Linked DNA regions of Homo sapiens: region 1 is linked to region 2. A link is an interaction called in ENCODE POLR2A ChIA-PET data of the cell type or tissue named here. Cell type or tissue: OCI-LY7. All regions are shown on one strand. Each heading gives the region's core, and the rest is flanking DNA. Links, peaks and the distances in the headings are about the cores only.

Evidence for each region. ChIA-PET counts read pairs that join two places held together with the same protein. Peaks named below come from ENCODE experiments on the same cell type or tissue, not always from the same donor. Only the 100,000 strongest peaks of a DNase experiment are listed, where the experiment ranks them.
Region 1: POLR2A ChIA-PET joins it to region 2 with 5 read pairs; 8 of 35 experiments call an interaction of 5 or more read pairs at or near these places.

The regions. Positions count from the first base shown.
Region 1 is chr22:49,860,927-49,865,307 of GRCh38, forward strand. All of the region lies in intron 1 of ZBED4 (zinc finger BED-type containing 4), which reads left to right. It also overlaps a transcript of ALG12 not described here. Among named protein-coding and RNA genes, the nearest start is that of ZBED4, 9.3 kb to the left of the region's middle. In OCI-LY7, for the core only: a CTCF peak has its summit at 1,033 (motif pointing right); no DNase peak of the experiment used is centred there.
Region 2 is chr22:49,933,402-49,937,782 of GRCh38, forward strand. No RefSeq gene overlaps it. Among named protein-coding and RNA genes, the nearest start is that of CRELD2, 17 kb to the left of the region's middle. RefSeq lists silencers at 1,272-1,491, 1,602-1,991, 2,480-2,774, 2,551-3,090 and an enhancer at 2,502-3,341. In OCI-LY7, for the core only: no CTCF peak of the experiment used is centred there; DNase peaks (open chromatin) are centred at 2,040, 2,330, 2,830, 3,440 and 1 weaker place; H3K4me3 peaks cover 2,459 bases; H3K27ac peaks cover 3,546 bases.

The DNA.
Region 1 (4,381 bases), core at 229-4,228, 72 kb before region 2:
CACCACCACGCCCAGCTAATTTTTTGTACTTTAGTAGAGATGGGGTTTCACTATGTTGCCCAGGCTGGTCTCGATCTGAGCTCAGGCATTCCACCCACCTCGGCCTCCCAAAGTGCTGGGATAATGGGCATGAGCCACCATGCCCGGCCTAGGCAACGCTTTTTACTTCTGCTACGTCCTGTAAAAGTAAGCAAAACACACCCACAACTCATTTCCCCTCCTGTCTTTCACAAAAGTTAGCATGGGCTGTTGACACTGTGTGTGTCTGGTTTTTCTTGTTTGTTTGTTATGAGATGGAGTCTCGCTCTGGATTCAAGTGATTCTTGTGCCTCAGCCTCCTGAGTAGCTGGGACTACAGGCACCCGCCACCACGCCCAGCTAATTTTTATATTTTTAGTAGAGATGGGGTTTCACTGTGTTGGCCAGGCTGGCCTCAAACTCTTGGCTGCAAATGATCTGCCTGCCTCAGTCTCTCAAAGTGGTGGGATTACAGATGTGAGCCACCACACCTGACCTGTTTGTTTTGAGATAGCGTCTGGCTCTGTTGCCCAGGCTGGAGTGCAGTGGCCTGATCTTGGCTTACCGCAGCCTCGACCTCACGGGCTCAAGTGATTTTCTCACTGTACCCTCCTGAGTAGCTGGGACTACAGGCGCATGCCACCATGCCAGCTGATTTTTTTCAAATTTTTTGTAGAGATGGGAGTCTCACTATGTTACCCAGGCTGGTCTTGAACTCTTGGGCTCAAACGATTTACCTGCCTTGGCCTCCCAAAGTGCTGGGATTACAGGCGTGAGCTGCCGTGGCTGGCCCCTGCGTGTCTGGTTTTTCTGCTCAGCACATGTATGAATGTGTGGGTCCTATTGACGGGCTCTGATCCTTTGCCGTGGGATGCCGCTGTGACTGACGTTGCCGTGTGTTGCATTTTTTGTGTTTCTGGTGAGGACTGTCTTCAGGTCTGTTCGTAGCGTGTGGTTGCTGGGTGGGAGGATACATGTAATTTTGGTGAGTGCTTCCAAGTTCCCCCGCACAGGCCTGCACCCTGTCAGCACTGTGGGAGAGGGCCTGACCAACAGAGGGCATTACTAAGCATTTGGATTTTTGCCAGGATGGTAGGGTGAGAAGGGGTATCTTGAACGGGTTTTCATTTAATTTGCTTCAATCTGAATGTGAAAAATGAAAAAACTGTGCTTTACTGAATTGGATGTAGCACGGAGCAGTTGAGATCATTGAATGCAAGTGGCTCATTTTGTTAGTAAGTCCCCGAGGGCGGTTGGCCCTGTGCGTGGAACCTATACGGAGCGGCCCCAACGCTTCTGCCGCAAAGTCGCTTGGAAGGTGGTTTCTCTGTCTTTCTTATTTTTTGTGCGGCGGAGGCCTTACTTTTTTGCTGAGACTGGAATTGATCTCCTGTGCTCAAGTCTCTCACCGTGGCCTGCAAGTAGCTGGGACTACGGGCGTAAGCCACTGCGCCCAGCCTAGTGTAGCTTTATAAGTGTGTTTTTAAACCTTTTTTATTTTAAAGTGTGGCACAGATACAGAAACTGAATAAAATCAGTGTCTAGCGTAATGAGTCATATGATAAGATGGACACAGTTGTAACTGGTGCTTGGGTCAAGAGGTGCTTGCCAGCTTCCAGAGCCCCTGTGCGTGCCGCCCCAGCCCCTCCCAGCAGAGGCTGCCTCAATCTTACTGTTACAGCAGCTACTTCCTTATTCTTTGTTGTTTTGACTGAACTGAGTACCTCTAAATATTAGTTAAGTTTTTCCTTTTTTTTTTTTTTTTTTTTTTTTTTAGACTTAAGTCTTGCTCTGTCGCCCAGGCTGGAGTGCAGTGTCGTGATCTCGGCTCACTGCAACCTCTGCCTCTTGGGTTCAAGCAATTCTCCTGCCTCAGTTTCCTGAGTAACTGGGATTACAGGTGCCCACCACCACGCCTGGCTAATTTTTGTAGTTTTAGTAGAGACAGGGTTTCACCCTGTTAGTCAGGCTGGTCTCGAACTCCTGACCTTAGGTGATCCACCTGCCTCAGCCTCCCAAAATGCTGGGATTACAGGTGTGAGCCACCGCACCCGGCCAGCCTTTCAGTCTGAATCTACAGGTTACATTATCCACCCCACCTCCCGTGGAAGTATTTTCTGAGGTAACTTGGTGGTTGGACTCGTGCATCTCACGGTCTAGATTTTGCTGGCTGCATTCTTCTGGAGAGGCCCAGTGTGTTCCTCTATCCTTTGGTTTCTTGTAGATTGTGTTTGGTTGGTTGGTTGGTTGGTTGGTTTTGAGGCAGGGTCTTGCTTTGTGGCCCAGGATGGAGTGCAGTGGTGCTCCCGGGCTCAAGTGATTTTCCCACCTCAGCCTCCCTAATAACTGGGACCACAGGCACGCATCACCACACCCAGCTAAGTTTTAAAAATTTTTTTGTAGGCCGGGTGTGGTGGCTCACGCCTGTAATCCCAGCACTTTGGGAGGCCGAGGCAGGCGGATCACGAGGTCAAGAGATTGATACCATCCTGGCCAACATGGTGAAACCACGTCTCTACTAAAAATACAAAAATTAGCTGGGCGTGGTGGCGAGTGCCTGTAATCCCAGCTGCTCAGGAGGCTGAGGCAGGAGAATTGCTTGAACCGGGGAGGCGGAGGTTGCGGTGAGCTGAGATCGCGCCACCGCACTCCAGCCTGGGGACAGAGCGAGACTCCGTCTCAAAAAAAAAAAAAAAAAGTGTGATGTTCTGGCTGAGTTATTGCTTCTTTATGTAGTAGATGAACTATTAAAGATAAACCTCTTCTTATCCACTCTCTGGTGTTATAGTTCATGGAGAAAACTGAAGATAAATGCCTGATTCTTTTTTTAAATTCATCAGTTTTCACAATGATGAATCATTTTCCTATCAGCCTCCAGAGGCGACCAGTTAGGGATTTGATGTTGGTATTGGTGAACTAATGAATTTAAACATATTTGGGATGTTAAATTCTGTCCTCTTTGGACAGTGAGAGCCCCTACAAGCTGGCTCCTGGATCCTTTTGACATCATTCCTGAACTCTCTCAGAGGTTTCTGGCTGTCTGATATGTTCTGTGCTCATCTTGTATTTTTCCGGCTCCAGACCTGAAATAAGCCATTTCTTCAGCTCTGGTTTCTTTTAAGGGCTTGGAAGTTTCAAAACCACAGTCTGCATGTGACAGGTGCTCACTGCTGTTGGGTTGGCCGCTGGTTCTAGGCCTCTGCTGGAGTGTGTGATCTGCTTTCTGACGGCAGGGCGTTCACATGGGTGTGCTTTAATCTTACGTCTCCGTCCTCTTTTTCCACTGAGAGTGCTGGTCTCAAGGACAGTGGAGATGAGAGAATTGGAATATCGCATAATGTCTCATCTGTTTTATCTCTTGCTACAAACATCACAATCTCAAAATAACAATGGCAGTACAACTGCCACCTATATCATTACTGAAAACAGTGAAGATATTTTTTGCCTAAGTCTTCCCATTCTGTGTAGTTATGCAGGGTCTCAACTACAGAGTGTGTAGCCATTACGTACTACAGATGCTTCGCAACTCAGGACACGGCCACGTCCGATAAACCCATCAAAGTCGAAAATGCACTTAATACCTGATTGGAGCCTGGGCATGGTGGCTTACGCCTATAATCCCAGCACTTTGGGAGGTTGAGGTGGGAGGATCACTTGAGCCTGGGAGTTTGAGACCAGCCTCAGCAACCTAGTGAGACCCCCTCTCTACAAAAAATGTTTTAAAATATTAGCCAGGTGTGGTGACACTCAGGTGTAGTTCCAGCTACTCAGGAGGCTGAGGCGGGAGGATTGCTTGGGCCCAGGAGTTTGAGGCTACAGTGAGCTGAGATTGTGTACTGCACTCCAGCCTGAGCGCCAGAGTGAGACCCTGTCTCCAAAAAAAAAAAAAAAAAAAGCCCTGATTAAACCGTCGTAGAGCTGAAAGATTGCGAGTCAAACCATCGATGAAGTTCAGATGCTCCTTGATTGACCATGGGGTTCTATCCCAGCAAGCCCCCCCCCCCCCCCGTGAAGTCAGAAACCACGGAGTCCAGCTATTGTGCTGTGTTTCTCCCCTGCAAACCCTTATTCAGTCCTAGCTCTGCAAGTGACGGCAGCCCCGGGTCTCACTAAGGGCAGGGGTGTGTTCTGAGAAATGCGTTACTCAGCGATGTTGTCGTTGTGTGAACCTCATAGAGTGCACCTACACAAACCCAGATGGTATAACCTGTCACTCCGAGGCTGCAACTCTGCACAGCAGTTACTACACTGAAGCCTGTAGGCATTTGTAACACCGTGGCAAGTATTTGTGTGTCCAAACAGAAAAGGCACAGTAAACAGATGGTGTCGTTATCTTATGTAGCCACTGTGGGGTGCGCTGCTC
Region 2 (4,381 bases), core at 194-4,193:
CTTCACAGCCACTGATGGTCAAATGCTGCTGCCTGGCCATCACCCCCGTCCCTGTCAGCCAGTCCAGTGCTGTGACCGTCCCCTGCTCTCAGTTCCAGAGGACAGCTGGGATCTGTGGTGCCACATGACTTTCAGCCCCTGTCTGCGGTGGCTGTTCTGACATTCACCCCTCCTCACGTGTGTCCCACACTCCAGGAGCCTCTGGGCCGTGAAACAGAGCAGCAGAGGACACCGCCTCCTGGGGTCCTAGTCCTCAGAAAAGGGCCCACAACCCGTCAGCTCTCCGCCGTCCACCACATGCAGCTTATCTGGCTGGGCACGGCTTCGGGTCCCGGGCTCCTTCAGGCTGTGGCCCCTTTGTCACTGGGCCAGCACATCCCCACCAGGATACACTGCAACTTAATCCCAGGAGGGTCTCGGGCAGGTCCTGGGTAATCCCAGGAGGGTCTCGGGCAGGTCCTGGGGAGCCGGGGCAGGGGGCCGGCCTCTCCCACGGAGGAGGCACGGTTTGGAGACATCCTGTTTCTTCCCAGCCAGCACCGAGGCCGGGGCACAGCAGACCCCCGGGGATGGGGTCACCTATTGGTGGCCCCTCTGGTCACTGAGTCTGTGCGTGTTCTCCTGGCCTCTCCATGCAGCCTTCTGTTGTTTTTCCAGAGCTTCAGGGGCGGGCACCAGCAGCCCCCCGAGGACACTGTTCTCAAGGTTGTGCCCCCTGGACTCTCACCCCAGGCTCACCCACCCCAAGAGTGCAGGCCCCTTCCCGTCGCGTCCACCGCCAGTGGTGCCCGCTGGACAGAGTGCCTTTGCCTGTACACCTCCCTGGCGCTGCCTGTCTGTGGCTGGCTCCAGAGTGGCAGGCGGTCTTGGCGCCTCAGCCATGTCCTCAGCTGACCTGGGGGCTGGGTGAGGTGAGGCACCCTGAGACTTCTTCAGCGTGCTGAGCTGTGAGGAGGGGGCTGGGCCTTTGGCCACCACAGGATGACTCAAAGGGTGTGGCCTTCAGTGGGGTGCTCTCCTCAGCCTGCCCCTGCTGCTCCCTCAGCCCCCCGGTCCGGCTCTGTCCCTTTTCAGACTCCCAGACCCCGCAGGCCTGGGGTGGGGACTCTGCCTGCCACCTGGGAAGGGTGGTCGTCAGTGGGGTGACTCAGGGTGGAGGGCCCTGGCCCAGTGGCCCTGCCCTCCTCCTCATATGCCCGTGACCAGCACGCGGGTGTGGACTGAGCCTGTGCCAGGTGGGCCCTGGGGGTCGGGGGGCAGAAGGGCCCAGGTCCTGCAGGGGAGTGGGGGGCGGTGCTGGGGCCCAGAAAGGCTTACTGTAATGTGGCTGGTGGGGGCCACCGGCTCTCAGGCCACACACTCCCCCTCCAGGCCCAGCGCCCCTCCCCGCCTCCCTGGGGCTGCGGTCTTCCCAAACCCCAAGCCGGCTGCTCTGCACCAGTGAGGGGCCGGGAGTGGCCTGGCCTGAGGAGGCTGCAGGGCACCCACCTCTCCAGAGACCCCCTCCACCCACTCCCGGGGGATCCTTCTGGAGAGACCGTTCCCAGCCGTTGAGCAGGGTCCGCTCTCCCCCCTACCCCGGTCTGGCCTTTGGGAGGATCCCCCCAGAGCCAGGGAGGGGTATCTGGCCCCTCACCCCTCAAACGGCAGTCCAGGGCCAGCGTCTTTCTGCGCTCACCCACCTGCCTGCGACGGGGCTCTCTGGGCCACAGGGCGGCCACCACTCGAGGGTCACCCGCAAGCCTCGGAGTCCCTGCTCGGAGCGGGGGCTGGTGGTCGCGGTGGGGGTGGGGAGCGGGCACCCACTGGGGATTCACCCCACCCGGGCCCCCCTCCAGCCTCTGCCCGGCGCCCGGGTCTTCGGTCCGCCCTTTGCAGAGGAAGGACCCCGCCCTGCGCAGAGCGGGCTTGGGGGACCCGGGCGGGCGGCGGGGCGCGGGGTGGGGCGCGGGGGGCGGTGTTGCTCCCGCGGGCGGGAAGGGCGGGGAGCGGCCCTGCCGGGAAGGGGGCGGTGCCGGAAGCGTCAGCTGGGCTTTCCCCGGCGGGCGGGGGCGGGGAGCAGATGGGGGCGCTACGAGGAGGTGGGGGGAGGGGACGCAATGGAGGTGCCGGGGGTGCGCTGAAGAGCGAGACTGGGGCAGGGGGATGAGGGTCTGGGAAGGAGCAGGTGTTGGGGACGGAGGGTGGGGGCGGGGAGTGGGGGCGCGGGGAGGAGCAGGGTGGGGGCGGAGGGGAGGATGGGGGTCCGGGAGGAGCAGGGGCGGGGACGGAGGGGAGGGTGGGGGTCCGGGAGGAGCAGGAGTGGAGGCGGAGGGGAGGGTGGGGATGTGGGAGGAGCAGGGGTGGGGCAAAGGGGAGGGTGGGGGGTTCAGGATGAGCAGGGGTTGGGGCGGAGGGGAGGGTGTGGGGGGTCCAGGAGGAGCAGGGGTAGGGGCGGAGGGGAGCCTGGGGGTCTGGGAGAAGGAGGGGTGCGGGGTGTGGGGCCTGGGGTGAGCAGGGGTGGGGGCGGAGGGGAGGGTGGGGGTCCGGGAGGAGCAGGGACGGAGGGGAGGGTGGGGGTCCGGGAGGAGCAGGGACGGAGGGGAGGGTGGAGGTCCGGGAGGAGCAGGGGTGGAGGGTGTGGGGCCTGGGCTGAGCATGGGAGGGGACCTGCAGCCCGTGCCCAGCCCCATAGGGACCCGCCCGCGCTCCTCCCCCGCCGCCCCGGCCCCGCGCTCCTCGTCGCTGGGAACCCCCTGCGGGAGCAATGACGATGAGCAGGACGATGGCTGTGAGGGCCCGGCCCGAGCTCTGGGGCGTGGGCCGGAGCGCGGTTGGCCTTGACCTTCTTGGAAAGCCCTTGGCGGCAGGTGACTCCGCTTAGTCACGGCCCCGGGGGCGGGGGCTCCCCGAAGGAAAGGAGCCCCCGCGGGAGCAGGCGCAGAATGAGATGCACGAGCGCCACCGCCGCCGCCGCACACCCCCCGCCCCCCCGGGGTGGAAGCCAGAACCTGCGTCCCCAGCTCCCCCAGGCCCGCCCACAGGGCGCCTGGCTGGGCCTCCGAGCTTTCCTGTTTTCTCTGCAGCCTGGCTGGGCTTAGGGAGAGGTGGGGGGTGCGCCTCTTGATGCTGGGGACGCGTGTGGCACAGGGAGCCGGGTGCAGCCAAGGCTTGGAGGGGTGCCCCCCGCCCCACCCAGGTCACACTTCACCCTTCGTGGGGTCGGGATCTGGTCTTTTTACAAGCTAGGCGCCCTCCCCCCTTTTTTTTTTTTTTTTTTTCTCAAAAATGATCACAGGGAATGAGCCTCAGCCAGGACAGCGGGCTATGAGGCTGCCTGTTGCCCCCACCAGCCTGAATTCTGGCAGGGCCCTTCTCCTCCACCCACAGCCCTCCATCCACACCCCTCCAGTGGCTCCAAGGCCCATCTGACTTGGCCTCAGTTCACCTGTTTACTTCAGGGACACCTGGTTATACTGCCAGAGGCAGGTTGGGGGGCCTGCAGGGCCGGCCTCTCTCAAATCCACTTCTGGCTCTGCGGTCCCCACAGCACTTCCTTACCCCTTCCCCATGCTGGAATCTGAGAACCAGATATGGGGGTCCTGGTCTCAGCATCCCTTTCCATCCGGGGTGCCCTGCTGCTGCCAGCTCACGTGCCCACCATCCCATCCTCCTCAGGGTCAGTGTGGCTGCAGAACGGCCTCCGGGGAGAGCAGGGTGGGGGCTGTAGCCTGGTGCACCCCCAGCCTGCTGTCCCAGGTGAATGCAGACCCCTGGCTCAGCTGCTGACCAGATAACAGTGGCCCTTGTGCCGAAGCCTGGGTGGGGGCTGGGGTACCAGCCCCGGGTGTCTCCGGGCACAGAATGGCACCCACCCCCACCCCACCCGCAGGCAGCGGCCAGCAGGAGACATTGTCCGTCCCCCTCAACCCTGGCTATTAATAGCTCCTCTGGGCTAGGAGCGGCTATAAATAGTCCCAGCCCCTCACACAGGCCCATTCAGGCACCCGCTGCCTGGGTGTGCACAGCAGCCACACTTGCGCTCACTCAGAGCTGTGCACGCGGGAACCGTGCCACTTCTGCCCCTCCACGCCATCTGCACTGCACAGATCCAGGCTGTCCCTGCAGCCCTCACTGGGTCTCCTGTGGCAGGGGAGGGCCCTGAACCCTCTGGAGGCTTTTCCCTTGCCCCCTCCCGCCACGCCCAGGGTCCCCTTGGGGCTTCTAGCTACTCTAGGGTCTTGCTCTGGGGCTTCTGGAAGTCAGATGCATTCACCCAAAGCCAGCCTGGGGCGGGGGGAGGTCCACCTGGAGGGAGGCCCAGCCCCTGCAGAGACCTAAGCCTGGCCTCTGCCCCAAGCACTGCTGCCTCGGGCCATGAGGCTCACAGGGTCTCCTTAGC